Linked DNA regions of Homo sapiens: regions 1, 2, 3 and 5 are each linked to region 4. Evidence: chromatin contacts called from ENCODE Hi-C or POLR2A ChIA-PET data. All regions are on one chromosome and are shown on one strand. The core of a region is the stretch at or near the end of the contact, and the rest is flanking DNA. Distances in the headings are between cores, read along the strand shown.

Region 1 (4,209 bases), core at 606-3,105, 610 kb before region 4:
TACTCCTGCCAGGTAAGAGTTTTTATCCCCATGTTGCAGATGAGGAAACCGAGGATCAGAAAGGACAAGTGACTTGCTCAAGATTGAAGATGGCAAGAGAAATTCTCTTCCACATCCAAAGCGGCTACCTCTTCCACGTCCCCAGATTCAGAGATATTTCTTTCTAGCCTCCCTTCCCTTGCCAGCCCCCCTTCCTTCAAAACCACTTCCCTGGGGGCTGCCCCACCACCCTCCCTCCCTCATTCCTGGAGAAAACCCGCAGGATTCTCCCACTGGAACAGATGGCCATCTCAGAAGTCCTGGTCAAATCTTGCCAGTTTTTAAAGGGTCTATTTTGGGATGCAATCAGTGTGATAAACGGTACATCCCCTGGCCTAGTGGCCCAGCCCTAATGGGTCTCTGACCCCACCCCCCACCAGCAGGCACCACCCCACATTCCCAATGCCAATGCCAGTCTCAGCTGGGAGGCGGCCACAGCTGAACAACAGAGTGGGGCCAGAGGAGGAGGGAGGCGGGCCCTCTAGGCCCAGACACGCTGGCACTCCTTGGACCAGGGAGCTCGGGCTCCCCTGGCAGAGCCCTGTAAGGCCAAGAGGGGATGGGATGAGGGGGTGCTGTACTGTCAGTTGTTTCCTGATGAGGGGAGAAGCTGTGGCCCGAAGTAGGTGGCAGGGAGGTGGGAGTGTGCAGCAGTCCTGGGCTCTGGCTCCAAAACCAGCAGGAAGGTGTGTGTGACCCCAGGCAAGCCACTCTCTTCTCCCTCCCAAACAACGAGACCTGCGCTAGGCTGGGTCTTCTGGCTTCAGGGGAAGGTGCCAGGTGACAAGTTCCCTGAGCGTAATCAGAGACTGGGGGAGAGAAAGGGGGGGAGGCCCCTCCCAGCCTCCCAGACGCCCCAGGGAGAGGTGGCGGCGAGTCTGTCGTTTGCCTGGGCACCCAAGGGACTCTGGAAGCCCGAGGGGAAAGGTGCGAGAGAAAACAGGTTTCAAAAATAGTCGGGACGCCAGGCTTGCCACCTGGACCCGGCTAGAGGAAGGGACGTAAGGGTCTAGATCGCCTGATGTGGGGCTCTCCCGAGGCACCCCAGGCGGGGCCTCGTTCCCAATTTCAAGTACGTACCTGCGACCCCGGGCTCACACCTGGATGGGTGTCTGGGCACCCGGAGTCAAAAGTTGGCCCGGTGGGTCGGGCAGGGGGCGGGAGAACGGGCCAGTGGGCTCCTGACCGCCGCAGCTGCTGGCTGGGGCGCAGGGGTGCGGGACGGGGGCGTCTTCCCAAGCCCCTGCGCCCTCTCCTCCTCCCCTAGGCACCGACGACGAGCGCCTGCCTCCCCCTAGCTGGCCAGGACAGCAGGGCGGGAGGTGCCGCGGGTGGCGGGGGCCTCTTCTCCCAACCTGCACCCCACCCCATGCCGGCTGCACCTGAGGACCCCGAGCTCGGGCTCCTTCCTCAGCGCTGCCCCTCCTCGCAGCGGCATCGAGCGGCCGGCGAGTAGGTGCACAACTTGACCCCGGCCGACCCCCTGCCCCGCAGGGCCGGGAAAGGGCCACGCCGGGACCGGAGCGCCGGTGAGGCCCCGCCTCTGCCCAACTTGGCCGCACTCCGGGCGCCCGCGGAGGCCCCGCGCGCCTCTGCCCGATCCCGGCCCGGCCCGGCTGACGCGCGCACACTCACTGCGGTGCCGGCCACCGCCCCCCCAGCTCTGCTTGGCCAAGCTGGGGCTCCGGATCAGCGCCCGCCCCGCCGACTTGAGCGCGTCCATGGCCCGCTCCGGCCGCCGCCGCCGCTGCCGCAGCCAAAACTCCGTCAGGAAAAACTTTCCGCCCGGCCCTGCGGCGCGCGGGCTGCGCGCTCCTCCCCTCCCAGCGCCAGCTCCGCCGCGGCGTCCGACGGGGCGGGGCGAGAGAGGACAGGCCCCGCCCCCAGACGGGCCGCGCCCCCGACGGCCGGTCTCGCCCCGCCCGGTCCCTGTCCAGGCTCCAGGTCCAGGCACCAAGAGTTTCCGAGGCCGCCCGAAGGCGCCAGAAGATAGCAAATCGCAAGCCCTAGACGCCCCCGCTTTCCTCCTTTTCCCCAATCCCCACCCCGTAGGGGCCTGAGGGCCTGAGAGCAGCGGCCTAGGATTTCCAGTGACCATTTTACAGATGGGGAGACTGAGGGCTCCTCCAGTGGTGAAAGATCTTGTTCAGGGACAAAAGCAATGCGATGTCCAGGGCAGTGGGAGACTTAGGAAATAGTGGAGGCTGTAAGCCAGGGATATCCAAACTTTTGGCTTCCTTAGGCCACATTGGAAGAAGAAGTGTCTTGGGCCACACATGAAATACACTAACACTAACGACAGCTGATGAGCTGAAATATATATATATACACACACACTCATGTTTTTTGTTTTTCTGTATTGTTTTTTTTCCCCTGAGACAGAGTTTCACTCTGTTGCCCAGGTTGGAGTGCAGTGGTGCGATCTCGGGTCACTGCAACCTCTACCTCCCGGGTTCAAGCTATTCTCATGCCTCAGCCTCCCGAGTAGCTGGGATTACAGGCATGCACCACCATGCCTGGCTAATTTTTGTATTATTAATAGAGATGGAGTTTTACCATGTTGGCCAGGCTGGTCTCGAACTCCTGACCTCAAGTGATCTGCCCGCCTCAGCCTCCCAAAGTGCTGGGATGGCTGTGAGCCACCACACCCTGCCCAAAAAAATCTCATAATGTTTTAAGAACCTTTACCAATTTGTGTTGGGCTCCATTCAAAGCCGTCCTGGACCTCACATGGCCAGTGGGCCACAGGTTGGACAAGCTTGCAGTATAGACCCTTGTTAGGCGCAGGGTCGGTATATAAAAATTTGCCTTTAGCAAGTCCAGCCAGGCACTTTACTCATCCTCGTAGCTCCCAGGCTGCTCCCTGGCACCACCTGAGCATGCTGGGCCACCCCATGCCCCCGCAACTTCCCAGGTAGCCTCACAGATGGTATGATCTGGAACGTGCCCCTGACACTGACTTGCTGTGTGACCTCAGGCAAGTACTTCCCCTCTCTGAGTCTTGTTTATCTGTGAATGAGAGTCAATGCTATCTCTAGTGATCCTTCCAACCTGCCAGGGTCAAGAATCTGCATGACCTTGACCCTGACCCCAAGCTGCTTCCTAGGAGCATTCGGAGGGCAGTCTGAACCCCAGAATTGCTCAGGCACAGATGTTCTAACTCCAGGATTGGAAGGATTTGTTCTAACTCTCTAGGATGCCATGCCTTCCTTTCAAACTGTGCCAAAAGGAGCCAGAGGGAGGACACACACATCCAAGCCACAGCCTGGCTTCTTTTAGAAGGGGGTGCCTCAGGCAAGGCCAACTTCAACCTCTGTAATTACTCCTGGCTCAGAAGCCAGCAGTCCTCTCTGTGTCGGGAGAAAGATAGTGCTGTGCTGTCCCCAGCTGGATAGGGCGGCCTCACTGACATTCCCCTGTTTATAAACCAAGTGCTTTGTTAGCCAGTCTGTCCTTGGCTTCCCCAGCAACACTGCTTAGGTGGACCCACTTTACAGATGACAGCCCTAGGTCAGGGAGGGAAGCATTCACTGATAGTCTCCGAGAGTCAGAGACTGGGATCAGACTCAGGCCCATAGGCAATGGGGTAGAGTATAATGCCAGGGGTTAGAACCCAGCTGTCCTTCTGGTGGTTGTGAACTCACCCTTCTGAGCCTCATCTGTAAAAGGGACAACTATATCTATTTCACAGGGCTGTCCTTAAGGACTAAATAACAGGAGTTGGAATGGCTGAATCCTGTTCTTGAGAACCCACCTTTAAAGTTGCCTCCTCCAGGAAGGCTTCCCTGACTACCACCCATGGATTAAGTTTCTCTTTGTGGGCGCCCACAGTCCTGAACTTTCAGGATTGCAAGCACTACTGCTGCCTGTTTATACTCCTCTCATCTCCATTAGACTTTGTACCCTCCAAAAGCAGGAAGTTTTTCTGATTCATTTCTGAATCCCAAATGCCTAGTAAGGGGTCCAAATGGAGTTGGAACACAGTCAGTGTTCCTGTCCTTCCTCCCTCCTTTCCTCCCCTTCTCCCTTTCTCCAGCTTTTCACCAAACCAGGCTGCCTTCTGCAAAAGGGCTGTGGCAATAGGTAGATGGGTCCACAGGGCTGAGTGCCCCCAGCTCACTTATCCCAAGCCAGCTAGATTCTGGAATAGTAGAGAGAGCATTCTGAAGC
Region 2 (4,274 bases), core at 862-3,361, 930 kb before region 4:
AAGAGGTGTGGAAGGAAAAGTGGGGTTGGGGCTGGGTGGTCTGGATTATGGCCTGGATGCAATAAAGTACTGTGACAGTAGCCACCTCTTTGTTTTTTGTCTCCTGTTTCCGGGAGGGGCCCCTGCTCACATTACTGGAGGTTTTCCGGAGGAAGCTGGGGCCCCTGGGAGTGGACACAGGGTGCAGGGAGCAGTTCTTGTTTTATCTTTGCTGGGGGATGGGGTTGGGGCCTTATATACCATATCTATATATACAAAATTTGTTTGGCAAGGGAGTGGGCGGCAGTTTTATTACTAAAGTTTTATAAGTAGTTAAAATAATGTGTTTAAAATATGATAATCCCACTTTATGATCTGACAAAGACTTTTTTTGTTTGGTTTTTCCTTCAATTAAGGAGGGTTTTTTTGTTTTGTTTTTAGTGGAGGGGGCAGGGGCGTGCACACTCCACCACACATATTGAGCCTCGTCGCATGCGCACCGAAGAAGTATGTTAACTTTTATAATATTGCTTTTTCCATAGTACACAGCAATATATATACAATGAAGGAAAATTGGGAAGATAAGAAAACCCAAATTAATTAGAAATATCACTTCACTGCTGAAATATCATGGGGGACCTTATGAAATACACACACACACACACACACACACACACACACACACACACATAAAATATGTGTATATAAATAAATATTTTGATATAGGCCAGGCATGGTGACTCACGCTTGTAATCCCAGCACTTTGGGAGGCTGAGGCAGGCATATCACCTGAGGGCAGGAAGTTGAGACCAGTCTGGCCAACATGGCGAAAACCCATCTCTACTAAAAATACAAAAATTAGCCAGGCGTGGTGGCACACACCTGTAGTCCCAGCTACTTGGGAGGCTGAGGTGGCAGGATCGCTTGAGCCCAAGAGGTTGAGGCTGCAGTGAGCTGAGACTGTGCCACTGTACCCGAGCCTGGGTGACAAAGCGAGATGGCTCTGTCCACCATGAAGACAGGCTCTGGCTGCAGAGATGGTTGAGGTTCCTGGCTGACCTGCTGCAGACTGGGCAAGAGGTGGCTGAGCTTCTATCCTCCCTCCACCAAAAAAAAAAAATTACAAAATTTTTGGCCGGGCGCGGTGGCTCATGCCTGTAATCCCAGCACTTTGGGAGGCTGAGGCAGGCGTATCACGAGGTCAGGAGTTCGAGACCAGCCTGGCCAATGGTGAAACCCCGTCTCTACTAAAAATACAAAAATTAGCTGGGTGTGGTGGCGTGCGCCTGTACTTCCAGCTACTAGGGAGGCTGAGACAGAAGAACCGCTTGAACCCAGGAGGCGGGGCTGCAGTGAGCCGAGATAGCGCCACTGCACTCCAGCCTGGGCGACAGTGAGACTCCGTCTCAAAAAAAAATTTTTTTTACATATACAATATGTAAACATTACGTATAATGTACATATATTCCATCTATGGAGATTGTGGTTAGGGACGGAAGGATGGGTGGGGGTGCCAACATTTTTGCATTTCCAAGGGGTTTTCTGAATTCACAAAGTACTTTCACAACCTCATTTGATCCTCTTTAAAATCCAAGGCACAGTAAACGGTGAAAGCAGGACTGAAATCTAGTTCCTGACCCCAAATTTTAACCTCTTCAAAATCCTCTCCCATGTGGCTTCGTAGTTACGCTTACATTAAAAAAAAAAAATTACCAAAGTTGTTCGCACACTCGAGTGTCTGGTAACCACTTAGGTCGAGGACCCCTGGTCTGGAGTCGACGGGCCTGATCTCGGCTCAGCCACTTCCTTCTGGGGGTGATCGCGAAGATTCAGCGATGACACGAACAAATTCCTAAGCCCGGGAAATACTGTAAGAAATTTTCAATACAGCAAAAAGAAAATGTACATTTCTGAGGCTGTCGAGAACCGTTCACACAGCAGCTTCCGAATCCGCTCTTGAAAGAGCGGATCAGAAAGAACACGCACTCCTCCGCGCAGGGAAATATGCCGCACGCACTCAAGGGACCGGCCGCGAAAGTTAGTGCGTGGGCGGGGCACAGCGAAGGGGGCCAGGGCCTTGCCGGGGCGGGGCTGGCGCCCGGGGCGGTCGCGACGTAGCCCCGCCCCCAGCGTTGGCGCGAGATCCGAACGTCGGCGGCCGCGGTTCTGGCGTTCCCTGAGGCGCCGGGAGCCTGCGCCGGCGTCCTGCCGGCTTCGTCTCCTCAGCGGCCATGAGGCGGACAGGCCCCGAGGAGGAGGCCTGCGGCGTGTGGCTGGACGCGGCGGCGCTGAAGAGGCGGAAAGTGCAGGTGGGACGCTGGGGGATGAGAGGGCGTTGGGAACCAGGTAGGGCCTGGAGGCGTAAGACGGGAGGAGTTTGGGGGACACCTGGAGATGATGAAAGCGAAGTCGGGGACAGAGAAGGGAACAGCGTTGGGGATTCACAGGCGAGAGGGATTGTGGTCTGAAGAAGGTTGAAAAACGGGGCTTGGGGAGGATGGGAGGGACGGAAGGAAAGAGCGTGCTGTTGGGGGGTCTGGAGGAGCGGTGCGCAGGGAGGGGCGGCGAAGGTTCAGGTGTGGGAGAGGCGGAGGGAAAGTTCGCTCGGAGCAGTTGAACTGACCAGGCTCCCTAGGAGGCCACAGTCCCTGCGAGACGTCCTAGTAGAGGCTGGAGCATTGGGAGATGGATGCGAATGCAAATTGGGGAAATTCTCACCCCGGGGTCTGTTTCCACCCAATTTGCCAAGTTGCAGGCCAACTACCTGCCCAGAACCGGTAACTTTGAGGGGAAAAGTAGAAGCTATGGGAAGGGGAGCTGGCCTCCTATGTACTGAGCAGTCACTGGGTGCCGGATACTGCATTAGATACTGAATATGCGTTATATGTGTCGTCATTCTTGCTGGGAATGAGGAAACTGAGGTTCAGTAACTAACCTAGGCCCGCCTAACTAGAAGGAGCTGGAAATCACATTCAGGTCTGTCACCTAGGCAAGATGCTCTTCAGTCACTGTAAAGAAACAAAAGTGCGACATAATAATCATTCATGTTTATTGAGCATTTTATGCTGGTGCTAAGTGTTTTAGGTATGTTACCTTGTTTGGTACAATTCTATATGGTAGATAGTGTAATGATACCCATTTTACATACGGAAAACAGGCTCAAAACAGACACTAGGGGCAAGATTCTTGCTCTCAGGTTGCTCACAGTCTTATAGGGAAGAAAAGAGGTGTATAAATAATAACAACAATACCTAACCTTTATTGAGTGCTTTCTATGTGTCAGGCATTTTGCCGAGACTTTATACACTTTATCAATGGCAGGTACTCACCAAAATTCAGTAAAGTAGATTTTGTCATTATCCTGGTTTTATAGATAAGAAATTTGATCATTTTATTATTATTATTTATTATTATTATTTTTTGAGATGGAGTCTTGCTCTGTCGCCCAGGCTGGAGTGCAGTGACACAATCTCAGTTCCCTGCAAGCCCCACCTCCGGGGTTCACGCCATTCTCCTGCCTCAGCCTCCTGAGTAGCTGGGACTACAGGCGGCCACCACCACGCCCGGCTAATTTTTTGTATTTTTAGTAGAGACAGGTTTTCACCGTGTTAGCCAGGATGGTCTCGCTCTCCTGACCTCGTGATCTGCCCGCCTCAGCCTCCCAGAGTGCTGGGATTACAGGCGTGAGCCACTGCGCCCGGCATATTATTATTATTGTTATTTTTGAGATGGAGTTTCACTCTTGTTGCTCGTGCTGGAGTGCAGTGGCGCGATCTAAGCTCACTGCAACCTCTGCCTCCCGGGTTCAAGCGATTCTTCCGCCTCAGCCTCCCGAGTAGCTGGGACTACAGGCGCCCGCCACTACGCTCGGCTGATTTTTGTATTTTTAGTAGAGACAGGGTTTCACTATGTTGGCCAGGCTGGTCTTGAACTCCTGACCTCAAGTGATCCGCCCGTCTCGGCCTCCCAAAGTGCTGAGATTACAGGCTTGAGCTACCGTGCCTGGCCGATTGTTTTATTTTTTCAAAAATTATCAAAATGGCCGGGTGCGGTGGCTCACGCCTGTAATCCTAGTACTTTGGGAGGCCGAGGCGGGCGGATCACCTGAGGTCAGGAGTTCGAGACCGGCCTGGCCAACATGGTGAAACCCCGTCTCTCCTATAAAAAATACAAAAATTTGCTGGGCGTGGTGGCAGGTACCTGTAATCCCAGCTACTCGGGAGGCTGAGACAGGAGAATTGCTTGAACCCAGGAGGTGGAGGTTGCAGTGAGCCGAGATCGTGCCACTGCACTCC
Region 3 (4,237 bases), core at 1,007-3,506, 740 kb after region 4:
ATCCCAGCACTTTGGAAGGCCGAGGTGGGCAGATCACTTGAGGCCAGGAGTTCGAGATTAGCCTGGCCAACATGGCGAAACCCCGTCTTTACTAAAAATACACAAATTAGCTGGGCATGGTGGCTTACGCCTGTAGTCCCAGCTACTTGGCAGGCTGCGGCATGAGAATCGCTTGAACCAGTAGGTAGAGGTTGCAGTGAACCATGATCACGCTACTGCACTCCAGCCTGGGTGACAGAGTGAGACTCTTGTCAAAAAAAAAGAAAGCAAGAAAATAAGAAAGCAAGAAAGAAGGAAAGAGAGAGAAAAAAGAAGGAAGGAAGGAAGGAAGGAAGGAAGGAAGGAAGGAAAGAAAGAAAGAAAGAAAGAAAGAAAGAAAGAAAGAAAGAAAGAAAGAGAGAGAAAGGAAGGAAGGAAGGAGAAAAGAAAGTCAACAGTCAACATTTCAGAGATCCCAAGATACCAACACTGACCGTGCCTGCTGCTCTTCCATCCTCCTCCACCCTGCGCCTTTGAGGTGGAATTGCGTCCTCTGTGAGCAGGGCTTTGTTAAGAGATCCTAATTAAGGCCAGGCACAGTGGCTCATGCCTGTAATCCCAGCACTTTGGGAGGCTGAGGTCACCTGAGGTCAGGAGTTCAAGACCAGCCTGCCCAACATGGTGAAACCCCATCTCTACAAAAATTAGCTGAGCATGATGGCAGGTGCCTGTAATCCCAACTACTTGGGAGGCTGAAGTGAGAAAATAGCTTGAACCCAGGAGGCGGGGTTGCAGTGAGCCAAGATCACACTATTGCATTCCAGCCTGGGCGACAGAGCTTTTGTCTAAAAAAAAAAAAAGAAAAAAAATCCTGATTAAGCAGAAGCCTTGATGCTAGTCCCAGAAGCATCCTGAAATTTCCAAAAGAAATTTCCCCCGCGGTTAAACTCAGAGCAACTTTTGGACCCACCAAGCTCTGTGAAAATCATTTTCTCTTCCAAAAACTGATGGGACCAAAGCTGATCCCAGTTTCAAATAATTATCAAAAAATTGGAAACGAAATATGATCAGAAAAGAAGAAAGTTGAAAAAGAAAATCCTCATCACCCAAAGACAACAACCATTAATATTTTGGTAATTATTATTCCAAATATCTTTCTATGCATACAGACAGACTCACACACACACACACACACACACACACACACTTTTTTTTTTTTTTTTGAAACTGAGTTTCACTCTGTCGCCCAGGCTGGAGTGCAGTGGCGCGATCTCGGCTCACTGCAACCTCCGCCTCCTGGGTTCAAGCGATTCTCCTGCCTCAGCCTCCCTGATAGCTGGGATTACAGGTGAATGCCACCACGCCCGGCTGATTTTCTGTATTTTTAGTAGAGACGGGGTTTCACCATGTTGGCCAGGCTTGTCTCCAACTCCTGACCTCAGGCGATCCACCCGCCTCACCCTCCCAAAGTGCTGGGATTACAGGCGTGAGCCACCGCGCCCGGCTACACACACACTTTTTTAATGGGCCTATGTTTTAGCACTCGCTTTTCTGTTTCTCAGTGTGTTGCAAACACCTCGGTGTCGATACACACCATTCGGCAACGTCCTCCTAAAGGGCCGCATAATATTGCGCGTCGTGGCGTGTGCCTTACTGGGAAGCTACTGCTGTCCAGGTGAACACCACAGCCTTCGGGGTCAGAAAGACAGCTTTCCCCAGAACAAGCACCTGAAGCTCTGGGGCCTGCCGCTCCCCGGGAGAGAAGTACGTGGAGAAGGGCAGCACGGATCCGCCGGGATCCCCGGGGGCATTAAAGGGAATCGCGTGTGTAAGGCGCGGAGCTCAGCATCCGGCTCAGAAACGCGCTCGGATCCCGCCAATGGCATTGAGGCCGCGTAGCCAAACCGGCCTTGAACTCTCCCTAATCCTGCCAAAATGGCCCGTCCTGGAGCACTGGACTGGCCGTGGGTTATTGATCATCAGCCGGTTTCTTCCCCTCCCCTGCCCTTCCCCCGTGCACGGATTTACTGATTTTTTTTTCCGGGAATTGAGTAAAACAAAACTAAGTGCAGATGAAGCAGAGGTACGGGCGAGTTTCGAGCGCGGGGACCGGCGCGCTCCCCCCCCCCCCTCCCCCCGCGGCGGGGCTGTCCCCAGGGACCTTCTCAGTGAATCCTAGGCGGCAGGGACGGGCCCGCGGCTCTGCGGGCCATTGGCTGCCGACTGCGTCACCTGCCCGCGGTGGGCTAGGAGACGGGAGGCGGGAGGCGGGAGGCGGGGACCTGGGCCCGGGCGGGGACGCCGCGGCAGGAAGGCCATGGCGGGGCCCGAGCGCTGGGGCCCCCTGCTCCTGTGCCTGCTGCAGGCCGCTCCAGGTAAGGGCGCGGGGCCGCGGGAGGGAGGGGGAAGAGGGCTCCCCGGGCCGGGCCGCGCCTACCCTCGGACCCGGAGCTCCTGGGACAGGCACGGGGTCCGCAGCCACCCGAGCCGGGTGCGAATCGGCCCTGCCTACGCGCCCCCAGTTTGCTTCTTCCCAGGACTGAACAGAACCGGGTCTTTGATATTCCTCTCCCGCAGGAAACGAATCCAGTTTCCTAATGCTTCCAGCTTCAGGAGAACTGGAGAAAAAAGACAGCGGCAGTTTGATACTGCATATTTTTTAATAAAGTGCTTTTTAATGTTTCCTAAAGAAAGCACTGATCCCTGCGTGAAAACCACACTTGACCCTAAAGTGTGGACAGCAGGGAAAGTGGGACCGATTGATGTCCCTTCCCGTTCCTGCCAGGCCTCTGGTGGGACGGAGCTCTGGTCGCCTGTGCCCTGCTTTCTAACAAGACGGCTTTCTTTTGGTGGTGGTTGTTGTTTTGTTGTTGTTTTGTTGTTGTTGTTGTTGTTGTTGTTTTCCCACCTCTACTGATGAGTAAGGTGTCAGGTACAAAATTCCTCGCCGTAGGACCCAACCACCAAACCTCACCGCCCACGACTCCAACCGAAGCAGGGAAGAGAAGGTCCAGAAATCGCCCCCAGGATATTTTCCTAGTCTTGGACTCACAGTTTAAAGAGCTGTAAAGGTCCCTGGGCATAATCCAATCATCATAAAAGCCTATATTTATTCAGCAACTTCTTTGTGCCAGGCACCGCATTATTCTGGAAGCCTCACGACCCAGCCATCCTCGGAGGTAGATATTATTTTTACTTTTCCGATGGGAAAACTGAGGCTCAGAGCAATTCAGGGAATTCCTCAAGAAGGATGGCAGAGGTGAGGCACACAGAAGAGAGAAGAGGGGCTAAAGCAAGCCTGGCTAGCTTTTGCCTCCAGGGTAGGCACGTGGGACAGGCTGTCCATCCACTGGGTCACTAGGCCAGCCAGGGATGCTCCAGCCCCCAGTGCCCACAGCAGCGTTCTCTGTGGCTGATGAGGGACCGTGTACCTGTGTGTGGAGGGAGGGTGGGGTCTTCTGTTCCCCTTTCACTGTCAAACCCAGACCTTCTTGTACTTTCACCTGATAAGTATTTAATATACACAACACTAACTATGGTGTGATGATTTAGGAGTAAGTACAGCCAGATCTAAGTTCAAATACTGGCTCCCACACAAACTGACTGTGTAGCCTCAGGCAAGTTAGTTAGCATCTGTCTCTGAGCCTAGCGCCCTTTCCATGGAAGCAGAATGAATGACACCTACCCCATAGGGTGGTCTGTCCCAAGGGTGATTGAGGTTTTACATGTAAAGAGCCAAACTAGTGCCTGGCATCCTTTGAAGGCTTCATAGAGGAAAGTTGCTCTAACTGCTGTTTTTCTCATGTGACCTAGCTCGAATCTGGGGACTGTCCTGCCCATAGGATACCTTACAAGTGGCTTGCAGACAGCCTGGTCTCCTGCTGGTCACCCGTTAGGAAGTCCAGAAGCTGGGAGTAGTAATAGCACTAGCCTCGTGGTGATACAGTCCCAGCTAGAGGACACAGGATGAGGTGGAAGCAGGCACCCACTTTTGGGTCTAGAAGGTGATGGGTAGGCAGCCGAGGCTGGGGACAGCCATCCACAGAACTGGACCCTCCCTCCCTGATGCCATTTTGCAACCCGTATGGATTTCCATCATGGCACATGGGACACTTCAGGACCCTGAATTCTCCATGGGACCATGAGCTCCTATAGGGCAGGAATGAAGTTGTGTTCTTCTTTGAAACCCCTGGCACACCGTGGTCAACAGATCTTGTTTGACTCGTAGTGGTCAATAGATGGAATAGTTGGAATCATA
Region 4 (4,049 bases), core at 88-2,587:
ATTCATTGTTTTGCACCTGTCGAGAGCCGGAGGCAACGAAAATCTAGCCCCGTCTCCAAAGCGGCGGGGAGGCTCAGCACGCGTTCGTTCCCCAGAGTCTAGGGAGGTGTCTGGGGCGATAATTCGGAATGATTGTGGCTTGATCTTTCCCGTTGCCCTCCCAACTGTAGCCGGCCCCTAGGTCTGCTCGACAGACTTAGGAGGCGGGAGAGGAAGGGGTGATTTGCAGTGAAGCCCAGGAGAGGTTGGGCCACGCGGCTGGGAGTGGGAGCGGGGACCCGGAGCCGGGCGGGCAGGCAGTGCCTTGGCGAAGCTGTCCGCGGTCCCTGCGGCGCAGCCGGAGCGCACGGGCCCAAGAAGAAGTGGGGTTGGACCCGCAGAGGCCACTTTCCACCCGCATGGAGAAAGAAAATTCTCTCCTCTGAAAGCGAGGGCCCTTAGCTTTGCAGCCACTGCTGTTTTTCTTTTGCCACCGACGCGCGTACCGTTTCACGATGCAGGACCGTGGTTACATGCGTAAAGGAAAAAAAGAAAAACGCATTTTGCAGGCCTCGTCGTGTTTTTCAAAGAGCCACAGGCCGCCACAACGAAGAACGACGCCGCGAGGCCTGCAAGATCCTGAAACTTGTTTTGAGGGGAGAGCAGAGAGGAAAGGGGTTGTTGGCCCCAGGCTACTTAGGGTCCCTAGGAGACTCCCTTCCGCCTGTCCCCGGTTTGGCACAGGGGCCACCGAGGCTGGGACCAAAGCCGCGCAGGGCTGGGAGCAGCAAAGGCCGCCGGCCGGGCGTGGACGACGCGCAAAATCCCGTGTGGGGTGGAGGCTCTTGGGTCAGAATAATGTGCGGGACGAGGGAGGTGAGTAACCTCTTTGGGGCGGCTCCCAGTGCGGCGTCACCGGCCCTGAGACCCCGCGGCCCCCAGCCCGGGGTTGCAGAAGTCACAGGCCCGAAGCAGCAAGAGCTGGGGAAGCCCGGCCGCGGCCAGCGGGGAGGAGGAGCGAAGGGGTTGCGCCCCAGCGTCAGGGAGCTACGACCCGAGAGAGGGCGGCAAGGGCGCCTTCCGTGGGACCCGGACGTTCTAAGCAAATTTCTAGCATTTGCCCCGGGCTCCCAGAGCTCTCGGGGGCCCTGGGCTGTGGCACTGGGGCCTCCTCCGCGGGGTGGCGCCTTCCGCCCCTCCCCGTTGGGCGGCCTCCGGCAGGCCCCGTTCCTCCCCGCGAACGCCACCGAGGTGCCCGCGATGGGGGCTCCGCCGATTGGCTGTGCGACGCGTCGCTCCGCCAGCCCCGCCCCGCGGGCCCCGGGGGTACTAACCCCGCGCGGGCGGCCGCGGCCCCGCCACTTGATTCTGGAGGATTTGTTCTGGGGCTGCGGCCGCGGAGTCGGGGCGGCCGCGGGCGAGCTTCGGGGCGGGAGGCGGCGGCAGCGGCACAGCCCCGCGCGGGCCCCGCCGCGGCCCAGGCAGCCGGGACAGCCACGAGGGGCGGCCGCACGCGGGGCCGCGCGCCGAGGATGCGGGACTAGCCGGGCAGGCTGCGGGCGGCCGTCGGGCCAGCGAGGCCTCGCAGCGGGCGGGCCCTGGCGAGTAGTGGCCGGGCGCCGCCCCCTGCGCCCTGAGGCCCGGGCCCCGCCGCTTCTGCTTTCCCGCTTCTCGCGGCAGCGGCGGCCGAGGAGGCGCCCGCGCCGGCCGCCCCCGGGGGAAGCCGCGCCGTCTCCGCCTGCCCGGCGCCCTGACGGCCGCTGTTATGCGTATTCCCGTAGACCCAAGCACCAGCCGCCGCTTCACACCTCCCTCCCCGGCCTTCCCCTGCGGCGGCGGCGGCGGCAAGATGGGCGAGAACAGCGGCGCGCTGAGCGCGCAGGCGGCCGTGGGGCCCGGAGGGCGCGCCCGGCCCGAGGTGCGCTCGATGGTGGACGTGCTGGCGGACCACGCAGGCGAGCTCGTGCGCACCGACAGCCCCAACTTCCTCTGCTCCGTGCTGCCCTCGCACTGGCGCTGCAACAAGACGCTGCCCGTCGCCTTCAAGGTGAGTGCGGGACCCGGGGCGGGAGGGCGCCGGCCCTGGGGCTCCGGGCGTCTGAGCTGCGGGAGCCAGAGCCTCGGGAGCAGTGGGGATGGGAGGTGCCCGAGACGCCGCGGCGACACCCGGGCACCCGGTTCAGTCTGGCTGCGCGCTCGGCTCCGGGACCTCGGCGTTCCGTTTTGGATGCGCCCTGCAGGAATGACTTTTAACGGGGTTGCCCCGCTCCACCTGGGTTTTGGGGCGCCTTGCGTAGAGACGTTGGTGCGGAAATGGGCGGATGGGGTTTTGCGCCCCCCTAACCCGGATCGCTCAGATACAGCCCTGCGGGTAACGGAGAAGAGGATCCCGGGACAGGGGCAAGGACACCGCGGGTGGGGTGCGAACGGTGAAAGGGCCTACCCTCCGCCTCCAGCACCCCTCCTCCCGCGCCGCTTCGCAAAAGCTTCCTGCTCACACCCTCGGGCTTCCGAAATTTTACCGGACGGCGCTAGGCCGGGATCGGGGCACTGCTCTCCAGACGTTTGCTCGGGGATATTATGCGTCCCGAATGGCGAGTTGAGATTGGGGGACCCCTAACCCTGGCAGCCCCCAGCCATTTAGAGGACCTTTTTCTTTATGCCAGGGAGTAGGCGACTGTTTCATTTTCATTTTTTTAAGGGGGCAGCGAGATGAAACGAAAACGCCTCGGTTTTCCCCTAAACCTCTCACAGCTGCCGTGAGAAAAGGGCAGGGCAGGAAGGGCCGGCGGCTGGGGGTGGTGCTGCCCGAGGTGGCTGGAAGCTGAGGCCGTCCCTGCTCCCATTAAGACGACTCTAAATGGGAAAAAAAGGAAGAGTGGCTCTTTGAGGTCTCCCGGGTGACATCTTAAAATACCAGTGGGGGAAATCTCGCCGGGAGGGGCGGGAGGCCCGTGTGACTTTAATCGTCAGATCGGAGGTTTTACTGTCACTTGGAGCTTAAAAGGAGTCTTTGAAATTAAAAGAAGACAGGATGTTGACAGGAAATCTGGTCTTCTTAATCAGATCCCAAACATTTTCTCCTTGAAATTTTTACCATATGGATCCCCAGTCCCTGCACGCGGCGGCCACGTTTAAATAGTTGTGACTCTGTTTAAAGTCTGATTCTTTTTCAAAAGGCATCCGCCTCTCCGTGCTCCTGGGGGTGGGGGATTTGGGGGAGATGGTGTTTAGGGGGACATCGCCACCCCCATCCTGCAATTCCCGGCAGGTGCATCCTTCCATTATCAAAAGCCCCACTCTCACTTTAAAGGGGTTTTCTGGTGGCCTTTTTCAAAACACCAGTGAGTTTTGCATTCTGCATTTTCTCTGCATAACGAATTTAGGCTCTGCAGAGGCCAATAAACTGGGCCTGGTCCACATTTCAGGGCCAAATTTCATGCCCTAAACAGCTCTTGCATAAATTGAGTGGGGGTAGCAGCCCTGTTGTTATTATTGTTGTTACTCTTTCTCATTTGGAGACTTCGTTGCTAGGAGCATGTTGATTCCTCTTTCGCTGCAGCCGAAGACAACAGGGGAACTGCACCCCACATCATAGTGACTGAGCTGATTCACAGCTCTGGCTTAGATTTCATTGAAAGGATGATTTCTTGGGACACAGTTTATGTAAGCAGTTGATCTAGGATTTTGGTGTGGAAGCTCGAGATTCCATCTTCTTGTTTTCGTGATATTTGGGGGAAGGTCTTTATTGTTTTTAAGCCTCTTCTCCACCCTGCATTGGAGAAATACTCAGTGTGCCTGGGACCTGGGGGAGCTGCCCAGCCCAGCCCCTCCCCTCCTTTCCCTGGTCACCCTCTTCCTTTCTAAGCTGTCCCCCTGCATCCCCCCGCCCCGTGTCTTCAGGTGGTGGCATTGGGGGACGTGCCGGATGGTACGGTGGTGACTGTGATGGCAGGCAATGACGAGAACTACTCCGCTGAGCTGCGCAATGCCTCGGCCGTCATGAAGAACCAGGTGGCCAGGTTCAACGACCTTCGCTTCGTGGGCCGCAGTGGGCGAGGTAAGTGGAA
Region 5 (4,347 bases), core at 1,584-4,083, 890 kb before region 4:
TGGGAGGCCGAGGTGGGCGGATCACGAGGTCAGGAGAGCGAGACCATCCTGGCTAACACAGTGAAGCCCTGTCTCTACTAAAAATACAAAAAATTAGCCAGGTGTGGTGGCGGGCACCTGTAGTACCAGCTACTTGGGAGGCTGAGGCAGGAGAATGGCGTGAACCCAGGAGGCAGAGCTTGCAGTGAGCCGAGATCACGCCACTGCACTCCAACCTGGGTGACAGAGCGAGACTCCGTCTCAAAAAAAAAAAAAAAAAAAAAAGATTTGCCTAGTGAGCTTGGCCAACCCAAGAGCCTTCCTGGGCTCTCAGGTTTCTTGAGGCAAAACTTCTAAAGATGCAAATAGAATCCTTGGTAGCTACAAAGCTCATCTAGCCAAATTATAAGTACTATCCAAGCCCAGGATTCATTCTTGAAGATGAGATGTAAAAGCACTGCTGGGCCCTTGCAAAGGGAGAGATCAGAGAAAATAGGAGAACGAACACCAGCTCATGCCAATCTCAGTCTCATGAGCTACAGAGAAAAAGAGCCAAAAAAGTTTATCCTGGCTCAGCCACCTTCTGGCTTTGTAGCTACAGGCAAGTTATTTAACTTTTCTGAATGTTGGTTTTTCCATCTGGAAAAAGGAGACAGGAAAAGCTGCCACTGGAGGCTACCTTAAGGGTCAATGAGTGAAATGGGGTTGAGTGCTTAATGAACTGTTAAAACATGACACAGATGGGTGAGGTGACATCTGACTGCTCTTCACAGCAGTCCTTGCATGGTGAGCAGATGCAATCAGTGTGCTCGTTCATTCACTTGTTCATCAAACACCAACAGTACCCACTTGTGCCAGGCCTTGTGCTGGGCACCGTAGGGGCTATGGAAGGAGTAAGACACAGTCATGCTCTCAAGGAACTCGCTGTCCAGCAGAGTGATAGGACATGAATACATACTTCTAGCAAAGGCTGAGTAGCATTAGGCAGGTGGCCAGATGAGGTCAGAGCTCTGGCCCTAGTGCCCTGTAGTAAGTTGCGAGGGAGTAGGAAATGAAGACAAAACAGCAAGAGCACAGGTCCAGCACAAGAAGGTGAAGGACATGGAAAGAGGAGCAGAGCATGATAAAGCTACAAAAGTAGGGGGCAAGTCATGAGGTCCGGGTCACTGGGGAGCCCTGGACAGGCTCTGAATGGGAGATAGACTAGACTGACAAAGCAGCTCTTTCTGGAGACCTCCTGTGGAGGGTCCCCTCTTCTACCCTTGGGAGACGAGGTGTCATTCACTTCACGATACACATGGGGAAAGGAAGTTGGACAGGGGAAGGCACTTGTCTAAGGTCACTCAGTGGTCATGCCAGTGCAAAGCACCCAAAGCCTGGTCCAGGTCCTGCCACCTCCTGCGTGGGCTCCATCTTCTCGGCTCAGTTCAAGCCTTTATTATCAGAGTCCCTCTGTGTGCCAGGCTCTGTGCTGAATGTCCGTGTCGGCCACAAATTGCACTAACGGTGCTTACTGCCACTTCCTCTCCGACCTTACCTCCAAAGACCCAGCCGGGCCTAACCCTCACACACAGCCAGAGGAATCCTTCCCAAACACAGTTAATCACATCGCTCATCCGTTTAAAACTGGCTTACTAGAGCCAACACAGGATAAAATCCACAATCAGTCCCAAACCCATCTTTCTCTGCCGTCTCTAGACCACATTCACTGAGCACCAAGGCCTGCACGCTTCGCAGCCAGCCCTCCTGCTCTCCCCCTTGCCCTCCAGCCACACTGGCCCTCAACCCCCAACACTGGGCCCACCTCTGAGCCCTGCATCAAACACCAGCACCCCCTTCGCCGAGCTCATTCTTCATCATTCCTCAGAGCTCAGCTTAAGCATCACCTTCCTTCCCTGCGACAGGGTCAGGTCCTTTCCTGTGCGCTCCGCAGCACCCTGCCTGTCCCTCGGAGTCCTCGCGAGAGGAACTAGATAACTGTGATCCCCGCGCACAGCACGGTGTCTGCCTAGGACACAGTGAGCGCTTCAACGCGCTGAACTAAACGAATGAAGGGGAACACCAACTCAGCTGTCACCCCCGCCCCCAAGTGTCACTGGCTAGAAGATCTTCCCCCGGTTCGCCGGCAGCACCGGTGGGTCTTGTCACCTCTGCGCCCCGCAGCCCTCCGGAGGCTGCAGTTGCTGTCTGCTGACAGGCGTCCCCTCAGGAGAACGGGAGCTCCTCCAGCGCAGGGCCCTGCTCAGCACCCCTGGTCCCGGGGGCCCCCACGGAGGCCGCCGCGCTCAGTGAAACTTTGCCGCGCGCAGCAGTGGCCGGAGACCCGCGCGGACCCTCTCCCCGCGGGGACCCGCCAGGGCGAGTCGCCCCTCCCCCGCGGCAGACGACCCGACCTGGGCCAAGGTCGGCCAAGTGCTCGCCGCCTGCCCAGCGGCCCTTGGACCCACAGGACCCGGACCCGAGTGCGCGGAAGCCTCCGAGCCGCGGCCAGGTCTCAGAATGCGCGGCGGGGCAGCCCGGCCCGTCAAGCAGCGAAGCCGAAACTAGAAGCCTGAGGTCTGGCTTGGTCACTGTTTGCTGGGGAACTCCGACGAGCAACTACCCTTCGGGGACTCAGTTTCCCCCGGGCCAAGTGAGACGGACAGCTGCGGCTCCCGCGAGAACTCGCGCGGGAACAGGAGCTGCGGGCTCCGCACAGCGCCCGGCACGTAGACCCAGTCTACTAACGGGCTGGAAGGTCGCGCTCCCGCCTCCGCGCCTCCCTAGAACCTTTCTCACCTCAAGCTCGGGCTCCCGGACTCTCTCACCTCACGGCCCCTCCTTCCACCTTGGGCCGCCCAGCCTCAACCGCCCTCACTTCCGCTGACCCGCCCCCCGGAAGCGATCCTCCGCAGCTGCGCACCGAGGCGCACCTCCGCGCACCCTCAGGAGGCGGGTCCAGCTCGGTGGCGAGGGGAGCGCGGCCCCCGAGTGGGCGAGGCGCTGGCGGCTGTAGGCTCCGATACCGCGGAGCACACTCCCCTCCATCGAGACCGTGCCCCCGCGGGGTCTGTGTCCCCGGGAGGAGTTGGCTGCGTTTGGAGATCCCTCGGCCTGGTATTCGTCGCGTCTCCCTGCTTGTTGCTCTCCACGTTTAGCCCCATCCGACTTCTGGAAGCCCAGGGGTGTGTCGCTCGACCCCTAAAATATGCTCCTACCCCTAGGGCAAACTTCAGAATCCTCACCCTGGCCCCCTTCCCAGTTCTTGGTTCCCAGGCAGGTCCCTTTGCAAAGCCTCTCTCCAGCAAGAATGCGCAGAATGGGCCTCTTTCTCCTCTTGACTCCTGCCCTCCAGCACTTTGCAGCTTTCTTCTATTTTAGCCTCTCTCTCTCTCTCTCACACACACACACACACACACACACACACACACACACACACACGGTATATTCAATGAGTTTGCTTATTAGATGGGTACTTGATGTACAAGACTCCAGAGGCTCTGTGGGAAGAGCCACATTCCTTCCAGGCTCACTAACCCACTCCCTCTTTGTGCTCCAGCCCTCACTGTCTTGGTCTGTGGCATGCAGTTCCTGGGTCACATTTCCTTCTCTGCCTTCAGCACAGCCTCGGGCTGTGCCTGGCTCCCAGGCTGGAGTTCCTTGGTTCCAAAGCCTGCAGTCCCCTCTGCCAGAGACAGAGCTGGTTTCATGGGTGAACAGCCCATGCAGTCACAACGGGCCGCATGCTCAGAATCCTGTACTTGGTTTAGTACTTTGCTGTTGCCGTCTTGAAATGATTTTCTAATAGGGGTTCTTGTGTTTTCATTTTGCACGGGGCTGTGCAAATTATGTGACTGGTCCTGGCTAGAGACCTCAGAGGTCGTCCACCCTGATCTCCACCATATCTCAAACGCTGAAGATTGACTTCCAGGTCTGGCCCTCTTCCCAGGATGGCACATTGTGTTTTAATCATTACCTTTCCCTCCTGTGCGATGGCGGATCATGCAAGTCCACGCTGGCTGTCTGTCCTGGGTGTAGATGCTGATTTGGTGTCCCACTCAGATCCCCTTGCAGGAAGAACGGAGCTCCCTACCTGGGAATTTCCTTCACCTCCCAAGCCAATGACTGATAAAAGGTCCAAAAGGCCAGTTCAGCTCTGCAGTGTGGTTTATGCCCCACAGCTCTTCCACTGTGGGTCAGGCCAAGGCTGGGCTGAGACTGTTCCTGCTCAGCATTTTTCCTTTCCCTCTTCTGCTTCCTTCCTTCTTTTACTGGTTTTTCTGGAAGTACACTCCCCCCCAGCCCCACCAAACAAACAAAACAAACAAACAAAAAAACACTTCATGCCTGTCTCAGGCTCTGCTTTTAAGACAATGATTTTAACTCCCA

Evidence for each region. A loop is a pair of places that touch in the nucleus more often than their neighbours do. ChIA-PET counts read pairs that join two places held with the same protein, here RNA polymerase II (POLR2A). Pooled maps may share reads with other maps.
Region 1: a loop to region 4 is called in a pooled map, with 2.5 times the contacts of the local background. The contact joins the promoter of LDLRAP1 here to the promoter of RUNX3 in region 4. A Hi-C loop is called at or near these places in 2 of 37 single-sample maps with no recorded cell type and 5 of 50 pooled maps. POLR2A ChIA-PET finds 5 or more read pairs at or near these places in 1 of 52 experiments (endothelial cell of umbilical vein).
Region 2: a loop to region 4 is called in a pooled map, with 6 times the contacts of the local background. The contact joins the promoter of AUNIP here to the promoter of RUNX3 in region 4. A Hi-C loop is called at or near these places in 2 of 50 pooled maps. POLR2A ChIA-PET finds 5 or more read pairs at or near these places in 3 of 52 experiments (GM12878, activated CD4-positive, alpha-beta T cell and naive thymus-derived CD4-positive, alpha-beta T cell).
Region 3: a map with no recorded cell type shows a loop between it and region 4 (4-fold over the local background). The contact joins the promoter of IFNLR1 here to the promoter of RUNX3 in region 4. A Hi-C loop is called at or near these places in 4 of 37 single-sample maps with no recorded cell type and 5 of 50 pooled maps. POLR2A ChIA-PET finds 5 or more read pairs at or near these places in 3 of 52 experiments (HepG2, activated B cell and naive thymus-derived CD4-positive, alpha-beta T cell).
Region 5: a loop to region 4 is called in a pooled map, with 7 times the contacts of the local background. The contact joins the promoter of MTFR1L here to the promoter of RUNX3 in region 4. A Hi-C loop is called at or near these places in 1 of 37 single-sample maps with no recorded cell type and 4 of 50 pooled maps. POLR2A ChIA-PET finds 5 or more read pairs at or near these places in 1 of 52 experiments (CD4-positive, alpha-beta T cell).

What each region holds. Positions count from the first base shown.
Region 1 is chr1:25,541,252-25,545,460 of GRCh38, reverse strand. LDLRAP1 (low density lipoprotein receptor adaptor protein 1) reads right to left here and starts at 1,855. Exons shown (of 9, transcript NM_015627.3): 1 at 1,675-1,855. The coding sequence starts at 1,762. RefSeq lists silencers at 1,356-1,535, 1,566-2,025 and an enhancer at 2,126-2,185.
Region 2 is chr1:25,857,294-25,861,567 of GRCh38, reverse strand. It overlaps AUNIP (aurora kinase A and ninein interacting protein), which reads left to right and starts at 2,111. Exons shown (of 3, transcript NM_024037.3): 1 at 2,111-2,288. The coding sequence starts at 2,211. PAQR7 (progestin and adipoQ receptor family member 7) reads left to right here. Exons shown (of 3, transcript NM_178422.6): 3 at 1-84. RefSeq lists silencers at 1,294-1,353, 1,954-2,213 and enhancers at 1,205-1,830, 1,704-1,933, 1,831-2,456.
Region 3 is chr1:24,185,308-24,189,544 of GRCh38, reverse strand. It overlaps IFNLR1 (interferon lambda receptor 1), which reads left to right and starts at 2,256. Exons shown (of 7, transcript NM_170743.4): 1 at 2,256-2,354. The coding sequence starts at 2,297. RefSeq lists a silencer at 1,994-2,483.
Region 4 is chr1:24,927,564-24,931,612 of GRCh38, reverse strand. RUNX3 (RUNX family transcription factor 3) reads left to right here and starts at 1,337. Exons shown (of 5, transcript NM_004350.3): 1 at 1,337-2,026; 2 at 3,883-4,039. The coding sequence starts at 1,745. It overlaps RUNX3-AS1 (RUNX3 antisense RNA 1), which reads right to left and starts at 1,156. Exons shown (of 4, transcript NR_183341.1): 1 at 1-1,156. RefSeq lists enhancers at 1-223, 1,663-2,396, 2,569-2,748, 2,397-3,131 and silencers at 989-1,458, 1,659-2,098.
Region 5 is chr1:25,818,440-25,822,786 of GRCh38, reverse strand. It overlaps MTFR1L (mitochondrial fission regulator 1 like), which reads right to left and starts at 2,833. Exons shown (of 7, transcript NM_001099625.2): 1 at 2,758-2,833. LOC646471 (a long non-coding RNA gene) reads left to right here. Exons shown (of 1, transcript NR_024498.1): 1 at 1-2,833. RefSeq lists enhancers at 2,038-2,127, 2,508-2,647, 4,290-4,347 and silencers at 2,238-2,407, 2,858-3,047.